2 separate regions of the Homo sapiens genome follow, and region 2 is linked to region 1. Evidence: read pairs that join two places in POLR2A ChIA-PET (ENCODE). Cell type or tissue: IMR-90. All regions are shown on one strand.

Region 1 (5,000 bases):
CTCAAACTCCCGACCTCAGGTGATTTACCCGCCTCGGCCTCCCGAAGTGCTGGGATTACAGGCATGAGCCACCAGGCTCAGCCATGTTTCTTTTTCTAATCACTGCACAGTCACTGATTATTTCAAACCCACTTCCTAAATGCAAGAGTAGGTAGCTGCACCAGGAACTAGAGACACAAGTTTATATTAAGCTGCTCAAATGATCCTAAATCACCACAAACAGACTCTCCAAACACATGCTTGTCATTGAATGGGCATGTTTCGGGGCTGACTGCATAACTGAGTTCTCCATGCTTATTAAAACAAAAGTCGGCCGGGCGCAGGCTCACGCCTGTAATCCCAGCATTCTGGGAGGCTGAGGTGGGAGGATCACCTGCGATCAGAAGTTCGAGACCAGCCTGACCAACATGGAGAAACCCCGTCTCTACTAAAAATACAAAATTAGCCAGGCATGGTGGAGCATGCCTATAATTCCAGCTACTTGGGAGGCTGAGGCAGGAGAATTGCTTGAACCCAGGAGGCGGAGATTGCGGTGAGCCAAGATGGTGCCATTGCACTCCAGCCTGGGTGACAAGAGTGAAACTCCATCTCAAAAAAAAAAAAAAAAGTCACCAGAATATGCTAATGTGAGCATACATACATGTTAGTAAAACTTAACAGTATCTACAGCAATTGTTTAGCACAAGGAGCAATATTCTATCATTCACCTTTTTTTAGATTTTTCAGAGCATGGTGATAATAAAAAGCAGCCTGGCTTTTGGCCGGGTTCATTACTGATTCACATCAGGTGCAGCCAATGCACCCCTTACTGGCTGTCCCAGGACAGACGGTTCCTGCCTCTCACCTTAGCCTGCCACACCCCTAGCACTTCATTAGCTGTGAGGAAGGGTCCTGCCTGACGCCCCCAGGCCTAACCCTCTGACCTAACCCACAGATCCTATGGCTGGAAACTGTTGCATATACCCTGGCCCCCACCTGGAGACACCAGACCACCTCGGTCCTCACCCTGACTATGTCCCGCCTGGGCAATCACCACCCCTGGTCTAAGTAGTGGCAGGGTTGACCCGAGGAGGAGGTCTCTGGGGATGAGGACATTTCTGGCTCTGCCCTGTGACCCCAGAGGGACACTCGTCAGGGTCCCTCTCACTTTCCCAGCCCAGATGGCTGTAAGTCCACCCATCGCAGATGTGCCGCAGCAGCCAAGCCCCACACCAGCAGGGACGCCGTGCCCGGCAGGCAGCCTGGGTCAGCCCGTGCCTGCCCACCAGACTGGTGACCCTAATCCTGTGTGCAGACAGGGCCAGCCCGAAACCCTCCCTTGCACAAAAGGCCTTTGTTCTGCTGCCCTTCCTCCCTGTCCCCCATGGCTGCCTTTTCTTCAGCCAGGGAGGAAGGAAGCTCCCTGCCGAGCACACCACCTCCAGGCCCGGTGCCAGCCGTCCCTTCCCATCCTCATCCCTGTCCTCAGCTGAGAAGAAACTAGAAAGGCCAGGCGTGGGCTTTGTGTCAAGCCTGAGAGGGTTTGCTCCTGATGCCACGCACTAGCTTCCCAAGTCTGGGCTTGTTCCTGCCTCTCTGCAAGCCCACTTCTTGGACATAGAGGTGTCCTCCTTCCTGGAACAGATTTGAGCGCAACAGGAGACCACATCTCCCTCCCTCCTTGCTGTGTCTCCGGCTCCTCAAGCCCCATCCAGACTCCAGGCCCTGACCCTCACCAAGCCCCGAACCAGAGCCCTCCTCCCCGTGTGGCTGGCCCCGATGACACAGGCCCTGATCACGCGGAACACTCTGAATTCTTACCCAATTTATTTTTCTTCCCAACCAGCAGTTCTCAAATATGTTGCTCTCAGGATCCCTTTAGTAGGATCACCGGGTTTACTACATAAATAACAGTACAGAATGCCCAGTTCAATTTGAATTGCAAATAAATAACAAATAATTTTTTTAGAACAACTACTTCCCAAATATTGCACAGGACACACTTCCATTGTATCTGGCAAGCCTATTTTCCATACTCTTAAAAATTATCAAGGACTTCAAAGAGCTGTAGTTCATGTGAGTTATGAAAACTGATATTTACTGTATTCAAAACTAAGACAGATGAATTATTAGAATATTTATCAAAGTATAAGAGAATCTTTTTAAAAGAAATAATACATGTTCACATAAAGCATTTTTATGAAAAAGCTACATTTTTCAAAACAAAGAAATCAGTGGGAAAAGTGGTGTTGTTTTGCACTTTTGCAAATCCTTTTAATGTCTGACTTAATTGAAGACAGCTGGATTTTCATAGCTGTTTCTTCATTCAGTTCGTTGCGATATGTGGTTTTCATTGAACTATGTGAACAAAATCTGGCCTTGCACAGATATGCAGTTAGAAAAGGGAGGAGCATTTTAATAGACTTTTCAGATCTTTGTGAATATTTTTCTTTGCTATAACACCAAAACTCAACGAGTGTTAATTTCTTAAACTTTATTCATGATGCAGAATTTGGAACCATATGAAGAGCTTTTCATACTTGGTTACACGAAAATCCATCTGTCTTTTTTTTTTTGTTTGGAGACCAGGTCTCACTCTGTCACCCGGGTAGGAATGCAGTGGCGCAATCTCAGCTCACTGCAACCTCTGCCTCCCAGGCTCAAGAGATTCTCCTGCCTCAACCTCCCGAGTAGCTGGGATTACAGGCGCGTGCCACTCCCGCCAGCTAATTTTTGAGTTTTTAGTAGAGATGGGATTTCACCATGTTGGCCAGGCTGGTCTTGAAATCCTGACCTCAAATGATCCACCTGCCTTGGCCTCCCAAAAGTGCTGGGATTACAGGCATGAGCCACTGCACCTGGAGTTTTGTTTTGTTTTTTAAGATTGAGTCTCACTCTGTCACCCAGGCTGGAGTGCAACGGTGCGATCTCGGCTTACTGCAGCCCCCACCTCCTGGGTGCAAGAGATTATTGTGCCTCAGCCTCCCAAATAGCTGGGACTATAGGCACACACCATCATGCCTGGCTAATTTTTGTATTTTTAGTAGAGATGGGATTTCAACATGTTGGCCAGGCTGGTCTTGAACCCCTGACCTCAAATGATCCACCTGCCTGGGCCTCCCAAGGTGCTGGGATTACAGGAGTGAGCCACCTCGCCCAGCCTGTCTATCTTGTTCTTTGAATGGCTTTTTTTTTTTTTTACCTTCACACATATTGTAACAACATGGGTTGATCATTTAAAGAATATTGGTTCACTCACCTTCCAAATGTTGACATATCTTATTATTCAATAAGTAAACATCACAGTTTGCTGATATCCCTGCCAATCTCATCAGAAAAGTCTGTAAGTATTGGCTCCTGGTGCTGGTACAAGTTTTTGTTTGTTTTTTTGTTTTGACACAAGGTCTCGCTCTGTCACCCAGGCTAGAGTGCAGTGGCCCAATCACAGCTCACTGCAGGCATGCACGCCAACATGCCCAGCTAATTTTTATATTTTTAGTAGAGATGGGGTCTTGTTATGTTGCCCAGTCTGGTCTCAAACTCCTGGGCTCAGGCAATCCTCCCAAAGTGCTGGGATTACAGGTGTGAGCCACCATACCTGGCCAGTTTTCTAACATTCTAATTTTCACTTGAAAGCTGGAATCTTTTCACTGGCAACAATTCCTGTCAGTTGTTTTCCTTGAAGCGACAGCTCATTTTGATCATTTTCAAGAAAATATCTGCCACGATACCAAGTCTGAATAACCATAGCTTGCCATTTTTATGAAACCCTTGGGTTCTATATAAACGTGGCTATTTGGGCTGACAACTCAAACATCTCACGTGTGCCTTTTTTCTGAGAACCATCACACTTGGGCTTGCTTTATGTGCACTTCCCACTTTGTCACGAAGAATATTCAGAAGATGTGCACTCAAGGGTCAGGCTCAACACCACTGCTAGTCTGTGCGCTTAGCAAGGATGTGACCCAGGTGTGCTGGTGAAGACTATAGGGGCCACCAACAGGTGCACCACGGCCCCGACTGTGCTTTTCTCCTCATCTTCTGCATCATTCGAGCAAATGTCAGTGAAGGAAAGGGGCTAATGATATCTTAGGATCATTATGAAAACCATTTGACCCTGTGGATCTTCTAAGAGAGCCTTGGGATTCCTGGGGGTCTGCGGACCACACTTCGGGAACCTCTGTGTTGCATGGATTTATTTGTGCCTCTGCCACTGGACTGTTGGCCCCACGAAGGTCAGGGTCTTTGTCCCCCATTTTCTGCTGTGGCCCAGCCCCTTGAACAGTTGCCTGCCTCTCCTTAGAACACAGAATGGACAATCAGGGCTTCTCCTCCCTGCCCAGAGAGACCCACGGTCATGAGTTTTGGTGTCTATGCTTCCAGGTATTTTTCAAGGGGTTTCCATGCATGGTTACTCCTCCAGGAAATAAATGACATTAATGCAAGACATACTTGCTGAGTGCTGACCATGCACACAGGGGCCCCAGCAGGCAATAAGGCGCACAGATCTCTGCTGGCCTGGGGCTGACCACTGTGTGGGGAGACCACCAGCAGGCCCATCAGTAAGCCAACACGCAGAAGGTCAGCTGGTGGCACGGGAAGCAGGGGGAAGCTGGGCGGGGCTGGCACGAGGGGAGGGTAAATATGAGGCACATCAGGCAAGGCCTCCCTGAGAAGGTGATAGGTAAGCAAAGAACTGCATAAAATGAGAGAGCAAATCATGTGGATACTTACTGAAAGAACAGCAAGTGCAAAGGCCCTGAGGCGGGAACACGCTAGCTCCCTGTCCTGGCCAACGACACCTGGGATACATTCCACACTCCAGAGACATTTCCAAGCATTGGCCATGTGCCCGGTGCTGCCTGAGACCCTCATGGGGCTCATTCCAGGGGGAGGAGAAAGGCAATAAAAACAAATAGGTAAACAAACACATCTGTGTCCAGAAGTGGCAAGTGAAAAAAAAAATACAATGGGGAAAAAGAAGAGGGAGTAGCAGGATGGCTGTTTTTAAAACAGGGCCC
Region 2 (5,000 bases), 120 kb before region 1:
TGGCTCACTAGAATATAAGGAAATGCAAAGAAACAACAAAAAAGGAAAATGTGAAATCCCTTGGTTATTGTTATCTGCAGTGGTTAAAAGGTAAGTGAGTGTAGGAAGGGACCCTGGTGCTGAGCCAAGATTCTGGTCAGCCTGGACCACAGCCTCTAGCCTGAAGCCCTACCCAAGGAATGTGTGGGGTAGATTCCGATGCTGGGCCAGGGTACAGTCAGTTGACCCAAGGTGTAGCTACTGGCCTCAGAGCCTCCTCCAAAGGGAAAAGTGTGCCGAGACAACAGATAGTAAAGGTTTTCATAAGAGCATGGACAAAACAAAGGGGTAGGACCAAGGAGAGAGTCAAGGGACTCATCCCAGCAGGGTGGAAGCTTTTAAACAGGTGTTAAGAAATAAGATGAATAAAGTGGATATTGATGAGGACGAAACAACGGTCTCAATGCAGCACTCACAGAAGCTGGATGGACCCTGCCGGCCGCCCAATGTGAAAAGGCCCTAAAAAATCTGCTTTATTCATTCTAGTTCGGAAGATTTTTAAAACCTGGGAGGCCTAAAATGACAGTGAGAATTCTGATCTCAAGTTGCCTGAGGCAGTGGTCTCACAATCTAACCAGGAGAAGGCCTGAGTCTCTCGGCCCACCCCCTAGCTGGGGACCCAAAGCCATACACACACGGGTGAGTGAAATGGCCGGGGGAGGAGAACAGACTCCGTCTGTGGGAGCCTCTGCTCTGTGATTCCAAACCTGTCAGCGAAGCCCGAATGGAGGCTCTCGTTCAATGGGGAGGATTTAGAAATGTGATGGTTGACGGAATTAAGGTGGATACTTAGGTGAAAACTGGAATGTTGGAACAAATTCTCTGTGAAGTGCCTGCACCTGCTTTATCGGAGCATATGCTGGGGATAGAGATGGTCTGGCTGGGGAATGCTTCTCCCACCAATTGCTGTAAAATAGAAGGCAGGTAAACCTGCCCTTCTGGCAATAGTGATTGAAGACCAGCATCTGGTCAGCTGATTCAGACTTTGGAGGGTACACACTCCACGTCCAGGAATATTGCAACTCCTTCCCATAAAACTACCCCCAAAAGCCCTGGAGTCCTTACACAGACCAGGCTGTACGGCAAAAGCCTGTTAGTGCCACCCAGGGGTGACCACTGGGATTTGGGACTAGAAAATTTTCATTGGAGAGACAATGATTGCATTTTGACTGAGGCCACTCTTATGATTGAAGGCTATAAAATAATCTAAAAATCTGAAATACACATAATGTTCTGGACGATGTCAAAGAAACACCCTAATGGGGAGGGCAACACCCAGAATTTCCTTTTTTTTTTTTTTTTTTTTGTGAGACAAGGTCCAGCTCTGTCACCCAGGCTGGAGTGCAGTGGTGCCATCTCAGCTCACTGCAACCTCCGCCTCTTGGACTCAGGCCATCCTCCCACCTCAGCCTCCTGAGTACCTGGGACTACAGCGTGCGCCACCATACCTGGCTAATTTTTGGATTTTTTGTAGAAATGGGTTTTTGCCATGTTGCCTGGGCTGGTCTCAAACTCCTGAGCTCAGGCGATCTACCCGACTTGGTTACAGGCGTGAACCACCACACCCGGCCCCAGAGTTTCTTAATAAAATGGAAATGGTTTGTGCAGGAATGTGCTGCCTGGGGATGCAAAGGGGTACTTGGCGTAGTCATGAGCAGACAGGCTTTCCCCTAGGGCCAACTTTAGAACCACCCGAGGGGCTGCCAGATCCTACTGTCACTTGGCTGATGCTCTGTGAGAGCTCTTGACTGGCCAGTGTGTACAGATGATGGTTCCAAGGTATGCGGACAGCACAGTTTGGAAGGCCAGCCCTCCAATGGAAGAAGGTGAAAATGAATCAGCTCGGTGGGAGGGACTGCGTGCTGTTCAGTTGTGTGTTTGTGTTTTTACTGATTCATGGGTGACCTTGTCAGACCCTATGGTCAGGCAGGAGGGCAGCGGAAACCTGGCCTATTAAAGGGATACCCGTGTGGAGCACAGCCCTGCAGAATCACCCTGGGAATCTGAGGGGTGCATTAAAGTGGGACATGTTGATGCCCATCAAAGGAACCCCCTTCCAGGATCAAGAAGTGATTGGGATGGCAAGTAGGCGTCCCAGTGTGCTCGCTTGGGGTGGCACCCTGGGTCCACGAAATGAGTGGACATTGGGGCTGCAGATGAACCTAGACACATTCCTCTTGCACCCCCTAGGCACAGTTCATAAGAGCTGTTCTTTCTGCCAACAGACAGAGAAACAGAGACTGCCGATGGCTGTGCAGCAGAGTCCCATGAGGGAAGGCCTTGCATGGAGCTGGCAAGACAAACCAAACATAGAAGCCCCAGGAGGCCACCAATGGGCCCTGACAGGGAAAGGCGAGCCACTGACTCTCACCTGGGCTTTGCCTCCCTGGCAGCAGACGCTTGAGGTACTATAAAAGTGTGGCGATGGGAGACAGTGCACGAATTTGCACTGCCCACTCACACTTCTCCCGACCAAGGGACACACTTTACAGCCCTGAATGTCCCACAAGGGGCAGAGCACTCTCATCCTTGGCGTAAGGTTGGATAGAGAACTGGAACATGTCATGGATACTGGTTGTCTAAAACAGAGGTGGTGGGGCAGGAAAGAGTGACTTGCACGCCATCACAAGTGTGTGTCCACCCCAAACATGAGAAGGGCCAGGAGAGGGTCCCTGCTAGATAGAGTCCCACACCTCTTCTTTTCTGTTTTTGTTTTGTTTTGTTTTGTTTGAGTCTCACTCTGTTGCCCAGGCTGGAGTGCAGTCATGCGATCTCAGGTCACTGCAACCTCTACCTCCCGGGTTCAAGCGATTCTCCTGCCTCAGCCTCCCAAGCAGCTGGGATTACAGACGTGCACCACCACATCCGGCTAAATTTTTTTTTTTTGTATTTTTAGTAGAGATGGGGTTTCACCATATTGGCCAGGCTGGTCTCGAACTCCTGACCTCAAGTGATCCACCCGCCTTGGCCTCCCAAAGTGTTGGGATTACAGGCGTGAGCCACTGTGCCTGGCCTCCTATGCCTTTTCTAAGAGAACTGGGGAAGGGAGGTTGCTGGTAAGACTGCTTTTCTTTTCTTCTCCACATCACCTCGCCTTCCTCCTTTCCTATCTGCTGCAGTGGCCCCAGGACCAGGGCTGCAGCTGCAAGTGCTGAGGTAGCAATGACTCCTAGGCAGGAGGGTGCACCTCTAGCTCCAAAGCTTCATGCCAGAGCTCCTGAGGGCTGATGGAGTGGATGGTGCCTTCACCCCATCCGGAAAAATCAGGGCTGCTAGTGAGGGCAGGCACATTGCCTGGTGGTGGAGACAGCCCACTAGTTCTACACCTGTGAAGCCCCATCCTACACCAACCGGAGTGGACTGTCAGGGAGGCACTTGCTAGGCTGGCATTGCTTCTGACAATCCGGCCCAACAGCATGGCCGAACCTCATGGCCCTTCCAAAGGTGGAAATACCTGGATACAAATGGAGAAAAGGAGGAACCGGAGCTGAGGGTAAAGCAACCAGTACGTGGGTTATGTAGTGAGGGAAATCCTTTTTTTTTTTTTTTTTTTTTTTTTTTTGCGACGGAGTTTCGCTCTTGTTGTCCAGGCTGGAGTGCAATGGCACAATCACAGCTCACCACAACCGCCGCCTCCCTGGTTCAAGCAATTCTCCTGCCTCAGCCTCCTGAGTAGCTGGGATTATAGGCATGTGCCACCACACCCAGCTAATTTTGTATTTTTAGTAGAGATGGGGTTTCTCCATGTCGGTCAGGCTGGTCTTTAACTCCCAACCTCAGGGGATCCGCCCACCTCGGCCTCCCAAAGTGCTGGGATTCCAGGCGTGAGCCACCGCGCCCGGCCGGGAAATCCAATTTTACGTGAATCCTACATTACAGTACTACCTTAAGAGCGGCGTGGAGGGCATCGTCTCAGCTCAACTACACTAGATGCCTGAAAGGGTGACGCCAAGGCCGCCTCTGCTTTTGGAACTTGACAAGGTCGAATGGCAGCCTGCAAACCTGAGTGGCCTCACCCTGGGGGACATCTGCTGATCTGATGTGGTGATGGACTAGATAAACTGCTATGACTGAGTGGGACTCCGGTCTTCCTTTTTAGGTGACATCCACCAGACTGCAATATGGTCCTACCTGGCACGGTTGATAAGGTTATAACGTTGATGGTGATGGCAAATGTATTGAAACCCTGAGTTCCAGCCTCCTCAGGATGTAGCAACGATGGAGAATGACACCTGCGGAAGAGCTAGGTGGAGCCAACCCCGGGCTAACGCCTGCACACGGTGGTTCTTTACATGCTTCATAGGCACGGGCAGCCCTGCCACAAGGGAGGAAGCAGGCAACGCTGAAGGAGCTGCCCAGACAAACGTGACTATTCCACTGCGAGAACGCTGGGGCCGGGGCCGGGGGTGGCCTGCAGGGTGAGCTCTCGGCCCCCAGAACGTCCTGGCTGGCACTGGAGTACCAGCGTTTTCAGGGGCTTTGCTGCCTCAGTTCTGACCTCTGCGAGGGACTGGAGACTTAGGGCCAGCCACGCTGACAGCCAGGTGGTCAAGCTCCCAGACACACCTGGACCCCAAAGGTGCCCTGTTCAGCTCTATTCTGTTGTGCTGCATCCTGAGGACACGGGAGCTCCGTGACTGGGCTCTCCTGGACTCTGCTCTAGAATTCATCAATGACTTTAACCTGCTTCCTTTCACCATAAACTGTCTGAGTCATGCAGGTGAATTAATGAGCCTGAGGGTGGATGTAAGGACCCCCAAACCTGTAGCCCATTGCTCAGACGTGAGGGTGGTCCTAGGGATGCCTGAGCTTGTTTCTGGTGTGCAGTTCTTGGTCTGCAGTGAGGGTAGTCTTGTAGGGGCTATTCCCTGAAGCTGCAGTTTGCCAAACTTGCCGGCATGGAATTCTAGAATCACCTTAGAAACTCTAAGGTCCGGAGAGAAGTTGTTCTCCAAGACCCT

Evidence for each region. ChIA-PET counts read pairs that join two places held together with the same protein. Peaks named below come from ENCODE experiments on the same cell type or tissue, not always from the same donor. Only the 100,000 strongest peaks of a DNase experiment are listed, where the experiment ranks them.
Region 2: POLR2A ChIA-PET joins it to region 1 with 6 read pairs; 3 of 35 experiments call an interaction of 5 or more read pairs at or near these places.

The regions. Positions count from the first base shown.
Region 1 is chr3:13,522,779-13,527,778 of GRCh38, reverse strand. No RefSeq gene overlaps it. Among named protein-coding and RNA genes, the nearest start is that of FBLN2, 24 kb to the left of the region's middle. RefSeq lists an enhancer at 1,277-1,880. In IMR-90, no CTCF peak of the experiment used is centred here; no DNase peak of the experiment used is centred here; H3K27ac peaks cover 627 bases.
Region 2 is chr3:13,639,691-13,644,690 of GRCh38, reverse strand. No RefSeq gene overlaps it. Among named protein-coding and RNA genes, the nearest start is that of LINC00620, 8.5 kb to the left of the region's middle. In IMR-90, no CTCF peak of the experiment used is centred here; a DNase peak (open chromatin) is centred at 1,890.